Linked DNA regions of Homo sapiens: regions 1 and 2 are each linked to region 3. A link is a loop called in an ENCODE intact Hi-C map of the cell type or tissue named here. Cell type or tissue: B cell. All regions are shown on one strand. Links, peaks and the distances in the headings refer to the core of each region. The heading gives the core; the rest is flanking DNA.

Region 1 (5,255 bases), core at 1-5,000, 220 kb before region 3:
GGGGAGCAGTGCTGGGTTGGGGAGGAGAGTTCTAGCCTGAGCAGGGCCTTGCTGTAAGGAACTGAGGGTTAGGGTGGGGCAGCTGCAGCCAGAAGCTGCTGTGGCTTCTGGTCACACCTGCTGTGTCAGCATCACTGTTGACAGTCCCCATCCCTCCCACTTTCAAATGTGGCCCAGTCTGGTGACAAATTAGAGTTGAGAGACAGGTATGGGGCAAGGAGAGTGGGGAGGGGTCTTCTGGATCAGGACAGGAATCCCAGAGTAGCATCAGTGAGCCGGGAGAGTCTCATAGAGTTTGGGAGAAATCAGTAGTAGATAAGTACAGAACCAAGCAAACAGAGCAAGAGGACTATGAACCTGGGGGGAGACTTCCGTAAGTAAGCAAAGATGCCCTGAGTAAACAACCCAGGTCAGGATATCCATTTAAATTACCCTGTGACTTCGGAGGGAGAGCAAGAGGACTAGGGGAAGACTTCCCTAAGTAAGCAGAGATGCCCTGAGTAAACAATCCAGGTCAGGATATCCATCTAAATTACCCTGTGACTCGGAGGGAGGGAAAGGGAGAGGGAAGTCGGGTGGTGGGAAAGCTTTGCCTTCCATTGTAGGAAGTTAATTCATAATGTCTAAAATTGGTGAACAAAGAAGAAATGTATGTGTGTATTATTTAGAAACATGGAGGTTAACGTTGGAGAAAACTGCTGAAAGAGTCCAGTGATTGCCTCTGAGGAGCATGACTTGGGATGCTGGGGGGCAGGGGGCCTGTCCTCACCAGCCCTGTCATCTCTGAGTTTTTCTCTGAGGAGTGTGACTTGGGATGGGGGCAGGGGGGCCTGTCCTCACCAGCCTTGTCATCTCTGAGCTTTTCTCTGAGGAGTGTGACTTGGGATGGGGGCAGGGGGGCCTGTCCTCACCAGCCTTGTCATCTCTGAGCTTTTCTCTGAGGAGAGTGTGACTTGGGATGGGGGCGGGGGGGCCTGTCCTCACCAGCCTTGTCATCTCTGAGCTTTTCTCTGAGGAGTGTGACTTGGGATGGGGGCAGGGGGCCTGTCCTCACCAGCCTTGTCATCTCTGAGCTTTTCTCTGAGGAGTGTGACTTGGGATGGGGGCGGGGGGGCCTGTCCTCACCAGCCTTGTCATCTCTGAGCTTTTCTCTGAGGAGTGTGACTTGGGATGGGGGCAGGGGGGCCTGTCCTCACCAGCCCTGTCATCTGAGGTTTTAAAGCACGTGCACATATCACTTGTATAAAAAACATGAAAGTCAGGTGTGGTGGCTCACGCTGGTAATCCCAGCACTTTGGGAGGCTGAGGTGGGAGGATCACTTACGCCCAGGAGTTGAAGACCAGCCTGGGCAATATAGCGAGACTCCATCTCTTTTTTTTTTTTTTTTTTGGTCTGAGATGGAGTCTCACTCTGTCGCCCAGGCTGGAGTACGGTGGTGCGATCTCGGTTCACTACAACCTCCGCGTCCCAGGTTCAAGTGATTCTCCTGCCTCAGGCTCCCGAGTTGCTGGGATTACAGACATGCATCACCACACCCAGCTAATTTTTTGTATTTTTAGTAGAGACAGGGTTTCACCATGTTGGCCAGGCTGGTCTCGAATTCCCGACCTCAGGTGATCCATCTGCCTCAGCCTCCCAAAGTGCTGGGATTACAGGCATGAGCCACTGCACCCGGCCCCCATCTCTATTTCTTTATTTAAAAAAAAAAACATATTAAGACTTTTTTTTTTTTTTTTTTGGAAACACAGTCCTTTCTGTCAACCAGGCTGGAGTGCAGTGGCGCGATCTTGGCTCACTGCAACCTCCGCCTCCTGGGTTCAAGCAGTTCTCCTACCTCGGTCTCCTTAGTAGCTGGGACTACAGGCGCACACCAGCATGCCTGGCTAATTTTTTGTATTTTTAGAAGAGACGGGGTTACCATGTTGGCCAGGCTGGTCTTGAACTCTTGAGCTCAGGCAATCTGCCTGCCTCGGCCTCCCAAAGTGCTAGGATAGTGCTAAGATTACAGAAGACACTTTTTTTGAGGCTAGTCAAAGTGCAGCAGTGTTTACACCTAATTGGTCACAAGCAGTTAAGATTTCTTTCTTCCTTCTTCAGTCTGTCTGCGTCACATGACTAGCCTTGTAAATAAAGTGAAACAAAAAACACTTTTTTTGAGAAATAGAATAGGGGCCGGGCGTGGTGGCTCACGCCTGTAATCCTAGCACTTTGGGAGGCTGAGGCGGGCGGATCATGAGGTCAGAAGATGGAGACCATCCTGACTAACACGGTGAAACCCCGTCTGTACTAAAAATACAAAGAATTAGCCAGGCGTGGTGGCCGGTGCCTGTAGTCCCAGCTACTTGGGAAGCTGAGAGAGTAAGTGCACTCCAGCCTGCATGACACAGCAAGACTGTCATCTCTTTAAAAAATAAAAAAAGATGGAGAAGATATAAATATATATGTAGACCAGGAGTTGGCAGACTGTATCTATGAAAAGTCAGAGAGTAAATACTTTAGGCTTTGCAGGTTGTAAGGTCTCTGTTGCAACGGCTCAACTCTGAAGTTGTAGCATGAAAGCAGCTACAGAAAATAGTAAACAAATGGATGGGGCTACATTCCAAGAAGGCTTCATTTATACAGAGCAGCACCTGTGCTTCGCGACTCTGCTATCCTTGCCTAGTGGCACTGCCAGGTTAAACACCGCCTCCCGCAACCTGTTAGCCTTGGAGGTCAGGGTTCTCCTGCAGACCTGGCAGAACACCTCCATGACCACAGGCTCAATTATGGGAGGACTCTTCTTGAAAGTGGAGAATTTGCCTGAGCTGTCTGTGCTCAAGAGAAGCTGCACTTGGTTTGGGTGGATTGGGATCAGGTAGCAGCCACTGACCCTGCTTAATTAAAGCCAGGGGCTGCTCCAGGGAGGTGAGGCCCACACGCTGCCTCTTCCTAAGGCCTCACATGCAGCTAGCCCTGCTTCTGCGGAGCAGCCCTTGGCTGAAAAGCCACTGTGACTGTAAGATGGCTGGTCACCTTCTGGAGTCAGAGCACTGCCTGCCCAGGCCACAGCAGAGGGCGCCACCCCAGGGCTGGAGGCAGCAGCAGTCACATGGTCAGCCCTAGAGCCTGGGGATGCTCCTGGTCTTTTCGTGAGCTCTTGTCTAGTTTGCTTGCCAAGATCTGGATTATTTGAGAAATAAGACAGAAGAGTCAGTAAGAGACACCAAGCTGTCGCTTTCATTACTCATAAAGCAGTGTCATTTATAACTCTGAGCTGTGGGCTTCCTCATTCCTGATTGCAGAATTAGAACTGCTCACCCAGTGGGAAGCAGCAGTGGGTCACAGCGGGCCCCCAGGAAGCACCCCCTGCCGCAGAGAGACTTGCTGCACTCAGGGCAGAACTGAAAGAAAGACAGCGTCTCCACCAAGGGAAACACTGGGAGGAAGGGAACTTTGCCATAACAGTTCCTGGGCCACTGACCATCCACTCCACATCCATTGTCCATCTCCTGTCATGGCTTCTTCCTCTTCTTCGGTTGACTTCCTGTGGTAAATTACACTCTGTTAAAACAGCTTCCTGAGATGGAGTTCGTGGGTGGTGATGTTTAGGGCATCGGGCCTGCGTGTTTGAGACCCTCTGATTAGAAGTTCAGACTGGGCATTACCCCCTGGGCTTTGGGAGCCTCCGTGTTGTCCTCTAGTCTCACAAGTCTGATGTAGCAAGCTCCTGGCTCACGTGTGTCACCTGTTTTCTCTCCTCTCTGAGGGCATTTAGGTTCTTTTCTAAGCCCTATTGTTTCTCAATTTCCCAGTAATGTGGAATTATTCCATGGGTCAGGACAGGGGATCCCCAAAGAGCATCATTGAGCCAAGAGAGTTTCATAGTCAGAGCTTGGGCGAATTTAGTAATAGGTAAGTACAAAATCAAGCAAACAGAAAAATATTGACTCTAAGGGAAAAGTTGTATAAGTAAGCAAAGATATCCCGAGTAGACAAATGAGGTCAACAGTGGATATCCATTTCTTTCATTTGTTGTTCTGGGCTCCCTGAACCCTTTTAGTCTGTACATTTGTGACATTAGCTGAGGGAAATTTCTCATATTGTTTCTTTGATATTTTCCCTCTTTTCTCTTTCTGGGACTTCTAATGAGGTGTTAGATTACTCAAATTAATGCTTTCCTTATTTTTGCTTTTAATGTTTTGTACTTTGCCTTTTTGGCCTACATCTGAGAGACTTCTTCATCTTTTAAGTTCTCATCCTTTTATTGACTTTTCAAAGTTCTACCATTATTTTTTGTTTGTTTTTTAGATGTGAGGTCTTGCTATGTTGCCCAGTCTGGACTCAAACTCCTGGGCTCAAGTGATCCTCCCATCTCAGCCTCCCAAGCAGTTGGAACCACAGGTGCCACCATGCTTAACATCTGTCATATTTTAAAATTTTATTTTTTTTTTGAGATGGAGTCTGGCTCTGTCGCCCAGGCTGGAGTGAAGTGGCACGATCTCGGCTCACTGCAACCTTCACCTCCGGGTTCACGCCATTCTCCTGCCTCAGCCTCCCGTGTAGCTGGAACTACAGACGCCCACCACCACGCCCGGCTAATTTTTTATATTTTTTAGTAGAGACGGGATTTCACCGTGTTAGCCAGGATGGTCTCGATCTCCTGACCTCGTGATCCGCCCGCCTCGGCCTCCCAAAGTGCTGGATTACAGGCGTGAGCCACCGCGCCAGGCCAATTTTTTTTTTTTTTTTCTGAGACAGAGTCTGTCTCGCTCTGTCGCCCAGGCTGGAGTACAGTGATGCGATCTTGGCTCACTGCAAGCTCTGCCTCCTGGGTTCACACCATTCTCCCGCCTCAGCCTCCCTTTTTCTTTTTTCTTTTTTTTTTTGAGACGGAGTCTCACTCTGTCGCCCAGGCTGGAATGCAGTGGCACAATCTCGGCTCACTGTAAGCTTCGCCTCCTGGGTTCACGCCATTCTCCTGCCTCAGCCTCTTGAGTACAGGCGCCTGCCACCACGCCCGGCTAATTTTTTTGTATTTTTTAGTAGAGACAGGGTTTCACCGTGTTAGCCAGGATGGTCTTGATCTCCTGACCTAGTGATCCGCCCGCCTTGTTCTCCCAGAGTGCTGGGGTTACAGGCGTGAGCCACCACGCCTGGCCCATATTTTTAATTTCTAAGAGCAGTTTCTTATTCTCATATATTTTAATAAAAGCTTCAAGTTCTCATTCATGGATACACAGTCTTAATGTGTCATCTCTGAGAACATTGTAGTTTA
Region 2 (5,227 bases), core at 1-5,000, 430 kb before region 3:
CCCCAGCACTTTGGGAGGCCGAGGCAGGTGGATCACAAGGTCAGGAGTTCAACACCAGCCTGGCCAAGATGGTGAAACCCCATCTCTACTAAAAATACAAAAATTAGCTGGGGGTGGTGGCGCACGCCTGTAATCCCAGCTACTCGGGAGGCTGAGGCAGGAGAATCGCTTGGACCTCAGGGTGGGGGAGGTTGCAGTGAGCCAAGATCACGCCACCGCACTCCAGCCTGGGCGACAGAGTGACACTCCGTCTCAAATAAAAAAAAAATGAGGTCTCGCTAAGTTGCCCAGACTGGTCTTAAACTCCAGACCTCAGACAATTCTCCTACCTCAGCCTCTCCTGAGTAGCTGGGGCTGTGAGCGAGTAGGCTCCTCCCACCATGCCTCACTGGTGCTGGGAAAAAACTTAACAGAAATTTATTTTCTCAGAGTTCTAGGGGCCGGACATCCCAGATCAAAGGTGCTGGTCCCTGGTTGCCATGCAGCCTCCTGGCTTGTAGACGGGCCCCCGCGGCGTCCTTACCCGGGGGAGCAAGAGCTGCGTGGCGTCTCTTCCAGGAGTACTAACCCCGTCATGGGGGCTATGCACTCATGACCTCATCCGAACCTGATCACCTCCTGGAGGCCCTGCCTTCTAATACCTTCATAGTGGGAGTTAGGGCTCTAACCTGTGGGTTTTGGGGGACACAGTTCAGTCTGTAGCAGTGGGACCTGAGCAGGCAGGTGGGATGCGCTGTCTGAGGCTCCCACTGGATGTCAGGTCCTGGGACAGAAGCCCTGCGGGACATTTCGGATGCAGACAGCCGTCTCTGACGCCAAAGGACTGTAGATGCCGCTCTGATTTTGTGTCCTAGGGCCGCACACCTCAGGCAGAGCCCTAACGGATGGGCTTTTGCGCACAACAGATGTCCTCCTGGGGCTGTTGGGAATTCTCAGAGGCTTCGTCTGCACAGAGGATCATGGTTTCCAAAGCCAGATATCCCTTTTTACAGATGAGGGACAGTGCTTGGAGAACAAGTGTCTTCAGAGGCAGTGTCTAGGGTCTCCTGAAATCGGGCTGCTAAGTCTTTTCTTGCCCTGTGGGTCTCCACCCCGTTCTCTGCCTTCGGGACAGACTGTGCTGCGGCAGAGAAGCTCGAGGCCGAGGCTGACCGCTAAAGCAGCATCTGAATGTGGCTTGTGCTTGCAGCCCAGAGAGGGCCTCCTGTGTGGGGCAGGTGGGATGCTGGCCCTGGAGGCAGGTTCCCGCCTTAAACGGCGGCTCCTGCCCAGAGCATCCTGCCCAGGGTAGCACTGGGGTCTGAGATCTGAGGACCCTGTCTGCCGGCTACCCATGCTCAGGAGGCATGTCCCACAAATCGTGTTCAGCACCCACCCCAGTCCTGCTCGGTGGACGTCCGTGCGGGGCAGGGAGAGTGAAGCACAGCTGGTCTGATACAAGCGTCTGGCTTCCTGCCAGGCTGCACCGCTTCCCAGCGGGTTGGCCTTGCAGGTAACAAGGCCAGAAGCCACTGCGAGGTTCCCTGGGGCAGTGCCAGCACTGGGGATTTGGGAAGGAGAGATGTCTGTCCCCCCGGAGGGGCAGCCAGGGTCTGCTGGTCTCTGCTGATGGGCCTGAGCGTATCTGAAAAGGACAGGTAGAAAGGGGGTGGCTGCAGCGTGCGCTGGCCGGACCCCAGGTGATGCTCTGCTGGGACCCAGAGGGGGTGGCTGCAGTGTGTGCTGGCCGGACCCCAGGTGATGCTCTGCTGGGACCCAGAGGGGGTGGCTGCAGTGTGTGCTGGCCGGACCCCAGGTGATGCTCTGCTGGGACCCAGAGGTTGTGGGGCTGGGAACCAGGTGGGGGTTCTTCAGACATTGTCTCTGAAGACACTTCAGAGTCCAGGCTCAGCATCTGTGGCTTTTGGGCCAGGGCCTTTTGCTCACCGCCAGGCAGCTGGGAGAGGCTCTGGGCCCAGCCATAAATGTCTGAGAGCACAGCTGCCTGGGAGCAGACTAGAGGGAGGAGGGCTGGTAACCTGAAATCACACCCTAGAGCTCTCCAGGGGCCTTGGCGAGGAGGGAAAGAGAGTGTTGAGACTGTAAGAGTGACTGTCAGAGACGTCCCCCAGAATCACGGGCTTTAGGTGCTGGGGGGTCCTCAGTGACCTTCCCGCCTGGCTCCCTGCGGGCAGCACGCCTCTGCTGAGAGGCTGCAGGGGCCAGGGCTGGGGGCTGGCACTGCCTCTGGTGGCGCTGACATCGTCCTGCTCAAGGCTTGGCAGCCGGCCCAGGAAAGCTTCTCTGCCCTCCCTGACAGGAGACCTGTGCACGCCCACCCCATGGCACGACTGGGGTCAGGACCAGCGCCTGCTGCTGCACCGAGACCCTGCCCTGTCCATGGCCACAGGCGTACCCTAGGCCGGCCTCAGAGGCGGGTCTGGCCAGGCTGGGTGGAGGGTGGGGGCTGACCGCAGACCTGGGGCTGCCACACCCATGGGGGAAGGGCTGTGGCGACGTGGGCGCCTCCTGTTGGCTGGGCCGACGCAGCCTCCCGCCCGGCTGCACAGGAGTTTCTTTAAGGAGTTTCCCCGGTGTGCCTCGGCAGCCTTGCGCTGCTCTAATGGTCCGGACTTCCGTGTGTGAGTTTCCCCCGTGCGCCCCGGCAGTCTTGCGCTGCTCCTAAGAGTTCTGGCTTGTGTGTGTAGCTAGACCCAGGGAGGCGGCCGTCTCCCGGACCGGGTGCTTGTCTGGGCTGGCTGGCCTGGCGGCTGCTCACAACAGCTTCCGGTGGGTTCCGGTCGGGTTGCATCGTGGAGCTTTCACCTACAAAAGGGGAAGGAGGCGGCCCAAGGGTCCGGGGCCTGGTCCTGCTGTGACCGGTGCCAGCTGCACTTCCTGGATGTGCCAACCGCTAAGACGCCCAGGCCAGGGTTGGGTCCAGACTCAAGCCCAGGTGGCAAGGAGTGGGACCCCCTGCCAAGGCTGTGAGGCCCCATAGGGGAGCCTGCCTGTGGAGCGGGCCCCCCTTGCCCTCTGCAGAGGCTCAAGGCCCCCGGGGACATGAGCCTGGTGTTTATCAGCTGTCTCCTTAGTCTCAGCTGACCTCCCCCGACCATGGCCCCATTGCACCACCCACCCCAAGCCAGGCCAGTTCCTCTCCCAGAAGTCCCGGCTGTCCAAGAAGAGGGCAGGGTGGGCTGCCCTCTTCTCGGCCAGCTTCAGATGGGGCCTCTGGTTGCACTGAGACAGGCCTCTTCCCCTGCTCAGAGCCGTCCCTGCTCCCCCAGCCCCTGAGCTGCCCTCCTAGACACTGCACAGAGAGCTCCTTCCTGTTCACAGGTTAGGACACCCAAGCTTGGAGGCATCTTAACTTGGATGTGGGTGGCCAGGACCCAGCTGGGTCTGTGAGTCCTGGCTGGGGCCGAGGTCTGTGCCTGCTGTGGCTGTGTGCCAACAGGGTTTGCAGAGGAAAGGAACCTGACATAGCGTCTTATTGCTCATTGTTCCTTTTTCTTATGAGTTCTGAGAAGTGGGCAGCAGTAGTGACATGAAAATGACCCCAGATGCACGCAGGCATCAGTGCAGAACCCGGCAGTGGCCCCTCTGAAGCACATCCTACAAGCCCCGTCGTTTCCTCGCCAGATGCTCGTGTCTGACTGACGCAGACGCTTCAAGACAAAACCACAATACCTTGCACGACTAGACAGCTCAGAATGGTTTCCAACGGCTCATTTTTATTTTTTACTTTTGTTTTTTTCTTGAGACAGAGTCTCCCTCTGTCACCCAGGTTGGAGTGCAGTGACAGGATCTCGGCTCACTGCAACCTCAGCCTCTCGGGTTCAAAGTGATTCTCCTGCCTCAGCCTCCCCAGTAGCTGGGATTACGGGTGTGCACCACCACGCCTGGCTAATTTGTGTATTTTTGGTAGAGATGGGGTTTCACCAGGATGGTCTATGTTGGCCAGGCTGGTCTCGAACTCCTGAGCTCAGGCAGTCCATCCACCTTGGCCCCCCAAAGTGCTGGGATTACAGGTGTGAGCCACCGCGCCTGGCCTGTTTGGGATATTTTAATGATTCTGCCTGGTGACACATCCATCCGCCAGGACATGCATGAGCCATTAACTTGGTAAACAGTCACTCCTGGCATTCCGTGGCTGAGAACATTCAGGAAGAGCCACATGGTGCAGCAGGGCCTGTGGCCAGTCTCAGGACAGCCTGCTGGTCCCTGGCCCCGCCTCGAGGGGCTCCGCGCAGGTCTCGCCGATGCTCTGTGGGTCTTGGCCGGTGCGTGCCTCTGGTGCTGCAGGCGCCTGGCTGTTTTCTTCCTTCCCTCAGGCTCCTGGGCCCCCGGCCTGAGCTCCTGGTTTCTGAGAGTCTGTGGGGAGCTGTGATGCCTCGGGGCAGCCCCCTCGTGTGGCTGCCCCAGCCTGTCCGGGTTTCTACCGTGGTTCCTTCCACACCATGTTTGTCTCTTAAAGTGGGAGAGAAGGTCTTAGGTCCAAACACGTTGATTTGTGTGCTTTGTGGATTCCTCCGTCTGTACTGACTCTGTGCCGGTGTTGTTGCCCAGGCTGTAGTTACTGAAAGGGGAAGTGGCTTTTGTACAAAGGCCCTGGGGTCCTTGCCATGTGTCAGCAGCTGCGTTGCTGTGTCCTGAGATCATGTGTGGACCCCAGGGCTGCCTTCCTATGTGTGCCCGCCGTGCCGCAGTGAGGGTTGGGCAGCTCTGGCCCTGTTCTGAGTGAGGCCTGTGCACCAGCAACCCGCCCTGGGCCCGTCTGCGTTTGGTTTATGCTGGGGTGTCTGGGGACCTGCTGGCCTTTCCCCACCCGGGCCTGACCTGAACCGACCCTGGACCTCAGCAGCCTTTGATGGGCAGGAGGCATTTGGGGATATGGGGGAAGGAGCCCCCAGGCCCACCCAACAGATGGTTCTAGACTGACAGGGCACTACGCAGTGAGTCCTGAGCCAGGTCTGGGGCTCCAGGTGGAAACCCCGCCTCTCATGCCTCTCCTCAGGCTCCCCACAGGTGCAGGAAGCCGCCGCCCAGCCATGGACGGGGAGGAGCAGCAGCCACCGCACGAGGTGAGGTGGAGGCTGGGCTGGCTGCACAGAGACAGGGGCGGGGGGCTTCCCCGCTTTGTGGGCTCTCGGGGTCGGTCCCTGGCTGTTGTTCTGCAAAGGTGATCTTCACAGGGTTCTCCAGGGTCAGGCAGGAGGCACCTCCGAGGGAGAGGGGCGCTGGG
Region 3 (5,550 bases), core at 271-5,270:
TGGCACGCACCTGTAGTCCCACCTACTCTGGAGGCTAAGGCAGGAGAATCGCTTGAACCCGGGAGGCGGAGGCTGCAGTGAGCCAAGATCATGCCACTGCACTCCAGCCTGGGCATCAGAGCGAGACTCTGTTTTGAAAAAAAAAGAAAACACCTTATTGCTAAAAAAATGCCAGTGATCATCTCCACCTTCAGTGAGTCATAATCTTTCTGCCGGTAGAAGGTACTGCGTCAGTGTTGATGGCTGTTGACTGATCGGGGTGGTCGTTGCTGAAGGTTGGAGCAGCTGTGGCAATTTATTAAGACAATGAAGTTTGCCACACTGACTCTTTCATGAAATATTTCTCTATAGCATGTGACACTGTTTGATAGCATTTTATTCATAGTAGAACTTCTTTCAAAATTGAAGTCAACCCTCTCAAACACTGCTGCTGCTTTATCAACTAAGTTTATGTAATATTCTTTTTTTTTTTTTTTAAGAGACAGGGTCTTGTTCTGTCACTTAGGCTGGAGTGCAGTGGTACAATAATGGCTCACTGCAGCCTCGATATCCTGGGTTCAAGTGATCCTCCCACCTTAGCCTCCCGGGTAGCCAGGACCTAAAGCAAGTGCCACGGTGCCTAGCCAACGTTTTTTTGGAGAGATGAGGTCTCACTATGTTGTCCAGGCAGGTCTCAAATTCCTGGTCTCAAGCGATCCTCCCACTTCAGCCTCCCAAAGTGTTGGGATTACAGGCCTGAGCTACTACACTCGGTCCTGTGCAATATTCTAATCCCTTGTTGTCATTTCAACAATGTCCGTAGCATCTTCACCAAGAGTAGATTCTATCTCAAGAAACCACTTTCAGCCAGGCACGGTGGCTCATGCCTGTAATCCCAGCAATTTGGGAGGCCAAGGCAGGAGAATCACTTGAGCCCAGGAGTTCAAGACCAGCCTGTGCAACATGGTGAGACCCCCATCTCTACCTAAATAAATAAATAAATAAATAAACAAGAAAATTTAAAAAAAACTTTCTTTGTCCATAAGAATCAATTCTTCATCTGTTCAAGTTTTATCGTGAGATGGCAGCAATTCAGTCACATCTTCAGGCCCACGTTTAACTCTAATTCTCTTGCTATTATGATACTTTCAACACATTTGCAGTTACTTCCTCCACTGGACTTGTCACCTCAAAGTCATCCATGAGAGTTGGAATCAACTTCTTTCAAGCCCTGTTAATGATGATGATATTTTGACCTCTTCCTGTGAATCATGAGTATTCTTTTTTTTTTTTTTTTTGAGACAGAGTCTCACTCGGTTGCCCAGACTGGGGTGCAGTGGCGCGATCTCGGCTCACTGCAAGCTCCGCCTCCCAGGTTCACGCCATTCTCCTGCCTCAGCCTCCCGAGTAGCTGGGACTACAGGTGCCCGCCACCGCGCCCAGCTGATTTTTTGTAATTTTAGTAGAGATGGGGTTTCACCGTGTTAGCCAGGATGGTCTCCATCTCCTGCCCTCGTGATCCACCCGCCTCGGCCTCCCCAAGTGCTGGGATTATAGGCGTGAGCCACCATGCCCAGCCTAGCATCTTTCTTAAGGGCCCTGGGATTTTCAGAATGGTAAATGAGCATTCAACTTAAAGCCACCAGCTGCATTAGCCCCTAACAAGAGAGTCAGACTGTCCTTTGAAGCTTTAAAACCAGGCATTGACTTCTCTCTAGCTATGAAAGTCACAGATGGTGCCGAGTGCGGTGGCTCACACCTGTAATCCCAGCACTTTGAGAGGCCGAGGCAGGCAGATCACCTGAGGTCAGGAGTTCAAGTCCTGCCTGGCCAACATGGTGAAACCCCATCTCTACAAAAAATACAAAATTAGCCAGGCCTGGTGGCGCATGCCTGTAATCCTAGCTACTCAGGAGGCTGAGACAGGAGAATCACTTGAACCCGGGAGGCGGAGGTTGCAGTGAGCCGAGATTGCGCCACTGCACTCCAGCCTGGGCAACAAGAGCAAAACTCCGTCTCCAAAAAAAAAAAAAAAATTGCGTACACTGAAGATCTATTGTTTACTGTAGCCACCCTCATCACTTACCTTAGCTGGATCTTCTGGAGAGCTTGCTGCAGCTTCTCCATCAGCACTTGCTGCCCCACCTTGCACTTTTACATCATGGAGACAGCTTCTTTCCTTAAACCATATGAACCAACCTCTGCTACCTTCCAGCTTTTCTCCTGCAGCTTTCTCATCTCTCCCAGCTTTCACAGAATCAGAGGGAATTAGGGCCTTGCTCTGGATTAGACTTTGGGTTAAGGAAATGTTTTGGCTTGTTTGATCTTCTATGCAGACCACTTAAACTTTCTCCTTAAACAGCAATAAGGCTGCCACAGTTTCTTTCTTTGTTTTTCTTTTTTTCTTTTCTTTCTTTTTTTTTGAGACAGAGTCTTGCTCTGTCGCCCAGGCTGGAGTGCAGTGGCACAATCGTGGCTCACTGCAACCTCCGCCTCCAGGGTTCAAGTGACTCTCCTGTCTTAGCCTCCTGAGTACCTGGCATTACAGGCGCACACCACCACACTTGGCCAATTTTTTGTATTCCAGTAGAGACTGGGTTTCACCATGTTGCTGCATCCACAAGGAAGGCTCTCGGCCTTCACACAAAGGAGCCAAGGAGGCTGGAGGGGGCATAAATAAATGCACTCCCCCCTTCATTACTACTGACCCCCTGCACCAGGCTCAGGGCTGCAAAAGGGAGGGGACACATCAGACAGCTGAGAGGCAGTGTCCAGGGTGCAGCAGGGGGTGAGGTTAGAGTTGAATCAACGCCTGGGGCCAAAATACATAATTTGCATGAATGTGGAGAACAATGTGGTGTGTGCCCGCCCCCCAAACCCTAAACTGATAGCATTGGCTACCTGGGACTGAGATGAGCGGGCATTACTTGAGTTTCTCTAATGAATATGCATTACTTTCGTAATTAAAAATATTCAGAGGTGCCAGGCACAGTGGCTCACGCCTGTAATCGCAGCACTTTGGGAGGCCGAGGCAGGCGGATCACCTGAGGTCGGGAGTTTGAGATCAGCCTGACCAACATGGAGAAACCCCGTCTCCACTAAAAAATACAAAATTAGCCGGGTGTGGCGGCACATGCCTGTCATCCCAGCTGCTCGGGAGGCTGAGGCAGGAGAATCACTTGAACCTGGGAGGCGGAGGTTGCGGTGAGCTGAGATCGCGCCATTGCACTGCAGCCTGGGCAACAAGAGCGAAACTCCGTCTCAAAAAAAAAAAAAAAAAATTCAGAGGTGAATTTAAACATTGTTCCATTGAAACGTTCCCTGGGCTCCCCCTTCTGGTCACTTGGGGGACAGACGAGCACACAGCCAAGGAGGGGCCACAGGGAGGGGAGGGGAGTTTCCCTGCAGGAGCCCCCTCTTACCCTGTCGTTCACGCAATCACTTGGGCGCCGGATATCCCCTCTTCCTTCCTAACGCACCTGAGGGGAAACCACAGAATCAACTTGTTTGTTTGTTCTGTCCATTTCAAAACACTCTTAGCCCCTTCGAGAGGACACTGAGCTCCCTGAGGAAGCTGCTCTGTGGGAATGGATGGCTGCCAGCCTGGTGAATAGATTATCTTAGGCTCACAGGAAAGGGGCTGTTTTGTAAATCAACAGTAACAGTGTGTATGTCACTGCAAATATGCACGTATATGCATGCTTGTGTGCACGGGTGAGTCCTTGTGTGTTCACGTGCGCACGTCCCCGGGGGGCACGTATCCCCGGATGCATGTGTATGTGCCTCCGTGCACGTGAATGTGAGTGTGCATGCGTGCGTATTTCTGTATGCATACACATGTGCACATACGCATACGTGTACATGCCTGTGTGAGGAGGGTGCATCCGGCTCAAACAGCTAACTGGTGAAAAGCATTTCTGAACACAAACAAATCAGAGCAAAACCAAAAGCGGAATGGGGGAGTGGAAAAATCCTTGGGTGCAGAGTGCATTTGAACACCCTCCTCAGAGCTCATTTATCTTTCCACCCCCACCTCTTGGTTATGTTCTTGTAAGACCAGGTACCCTTCGTTTGTAGCGTTTATTATGGTTAGATTGTTACTGAAATAGAAAATACGCAATGACGTCATAAAGTGTGCACAGCTTGCGAGTGTGGGTTGATCGCTTTATACATATGCATGCATCATGTTATGACCCCTTAAGATTTGGAAGATTTGTAGCACCCACAGGTTCTCTGGTGTCCCTGGTCAGGCAACTCCACACACCCCACCCTACCAGAGGCAGTGACTTCAATCACACTGAAAATTTCAGGTGCATCTGACATCCCGGGATTAAGCTCATCTCCTTTGCTAGACTGTAAGCCCGGTGAGTGCAGAGTGGGTCTCCTCTGACAACCCCATGCCCAGCACTGCACGGTGCTGATGCATAAACACGGGTGGGATTAACTCAGTTATGCACACTACCCAAGTGAGAGGAAGTGGAGCAGCAGAGCTGGAGGAGGTGCCTGAAGACTGTGGTTGGGTGTTAGTATTCATTTAGTTCTTGCTAGAGGGTTTGGTCTTTCGTGTGATACTGGAATCATGCCTCCAGTTCAGTTCCTCTCTGCCCTCATCTTGAACCACAGCGCTGTTTGAAATGCTTGTTCCTCGGTGCCGTAAAGAAACAGCACTTGAACATAAATTTAATTTTCTTTTATACTTTCTGCAGAAAGGGTACACTCGCCAGCAGTTTTGCCGTGAGAGTACACCGAACAAAAGGGGACAGGGTCATTTGTAACCTGATGCGTCCACCTTACTGCCGTGTCCGGTTTCCATCGGCTGGAACGGGACCTCACGTTCTGTATTTGTCCCGATTGGCTAGCAACTTAGCACTTTTTAAAAGAGGAAAAGAGAGAGGAGAACAAAGGAAGGAGGAAGTAACTTGTGGAATGATGAGAAAGGTAAAAACACCTTCAAATAAGGAAGAGGAACAGGCTGTGACGTAATGCTTGCTTGGGCCAGTTTAAGCATGCCAGGGCAGATATTTAGGCTAAATTGTGGGAGCTAAGAACATAAAGGACATTGAGTTCTTTATTCGGCTAGCAGTTATTTAAGAATGTTAGTACAGGTCTTTGAATAAATTTTGCTTTTAAGAGAAGTTACTATTTACTCCTAGATGGGGAGGAAAGTCTGAAGAGGAACCTCTGCTTCACTTTCTACAGCGCCACCTGGGGCCAGCACCTCCACTCGGACCACAAGTGCACAAGGGCCCCCCTTATGCCAGCATCAGGGGCTGCTGGGCACCCCAAGGAAACCACCACCTTATGGGGGTGATTCCAAACACAGCAGGATTTGGGGTGTGGTCAATGCAGCCCTCAAACCAGATGAAAAGGGATGAAACGGTTGCGTGGAGAGTCCTCAGCACACTGTCTGACACCACAGGCTCACGCAGGCACATGTGCCCGCCACACAACCATTCATAGGCCACATTCCAGCAAGGCTTTTGGCTGCAAATAACAGAACCCTCACTAGCAGTGGCTTCAACAGGCAGGGTTTATTTTCTTACGCTTGGAGCTCTCCAGGTAGGCAGCTGG

Evidence for each region. A loop is a pair of places that touch in the nucleus more often than their neighbours do. Peaks named below come from ENCODE experiments on the same cell type or tissue, not always from the same donor. Only the 100,000 strongest peaks of a DNase experiment are listed, where the experiment ranks them.
Region 1: a loop joins it to region 3, with 5 times the contacts of the local background. A loop is called at or near these places in 4 of 110 quality-filtered maps.
Region 2: it touches region 3 in a loop (14-fold over the local background); 5 of 110 quality-filtered maps call a loop at or near these places.

What each region holds. Positions count from the first base shown.
Region 1 is chr22:50,396,795-50,402,049 of GRCh38, forward strand. The region is part of intron 3 of PPP6R2 (protein phosphatase 6 regulatory subunit 2); the gene reads left to right. Among named protein-coding and RNA genes, the nearest start is that of MIR12114, 8.0 kb to the right of the region's middle. RefSeq lists enhancers at 1,032-1,532, 2,942-3,538. In B cell, for the core only: no CTCF peak of the experiment used is centred there; DNase peaks (open chromatin) are centred at 2,087 and 3,267; H3K27ac peaks cover 3,030 bases.
Region 2 is chr22:50,188,028-50,193,254 of GRCh38, forward strand. TRABD (TraB domain containing) reads left to right here. Exons shown (of 10, transcript NM_001320485.2): 2 at 5,000-5,066. The coding sequence starts at 5,034. Among named protein-coding and RNA genes, the nearest start is that of TRABD, 4.7 kb to the left of the region's middle. RefSeq lists enhancers at 1,173-1,242, 1,293-1,342, 1,353-1,412, 1,628-2,242, 2,243-2,857 and 5 more and a silencer at 3,883-3,932. In B cell, for the core only: a CTCF peak has its summit at 2,487 (motif pointing left); DNase peaks (open chromatin) are centred at 2,654, 3,574, 4,604 and 4,984; H3K4me3 peaks cover 3,501 bases; H3K27ac peaks cover 4,442 bases.
Region 3 is chr22:50,617,263-50,622,812 of GRCh38, forward strand. It overlaps ARSA (arylsulfatase A), which reads right to left. Exons shown (of 8, transcript NM_000487.6): 8 at 5,492-5,550. Among named protein-coding and RNA genes, the nearest start is that of ARSA, 8.1 kb to the right of the region's middle. RefSeq lists enhancers at 3,199-3,493, 5,097-5,216 and a silencer at 3,203-3,431. In B cell, for the core only: CTCF peaks have their summits at 3,314 (motif pointing left), 3,519 and 5,168 (motif pointing left); DNase peaks (open chromatin) are centred at 3,369, 3,759, 4,549, 5,059 and 2 weaker places; H3K4me3 peaks cover 2,454 bases; H3K27ac peaks cover 1,931 bases.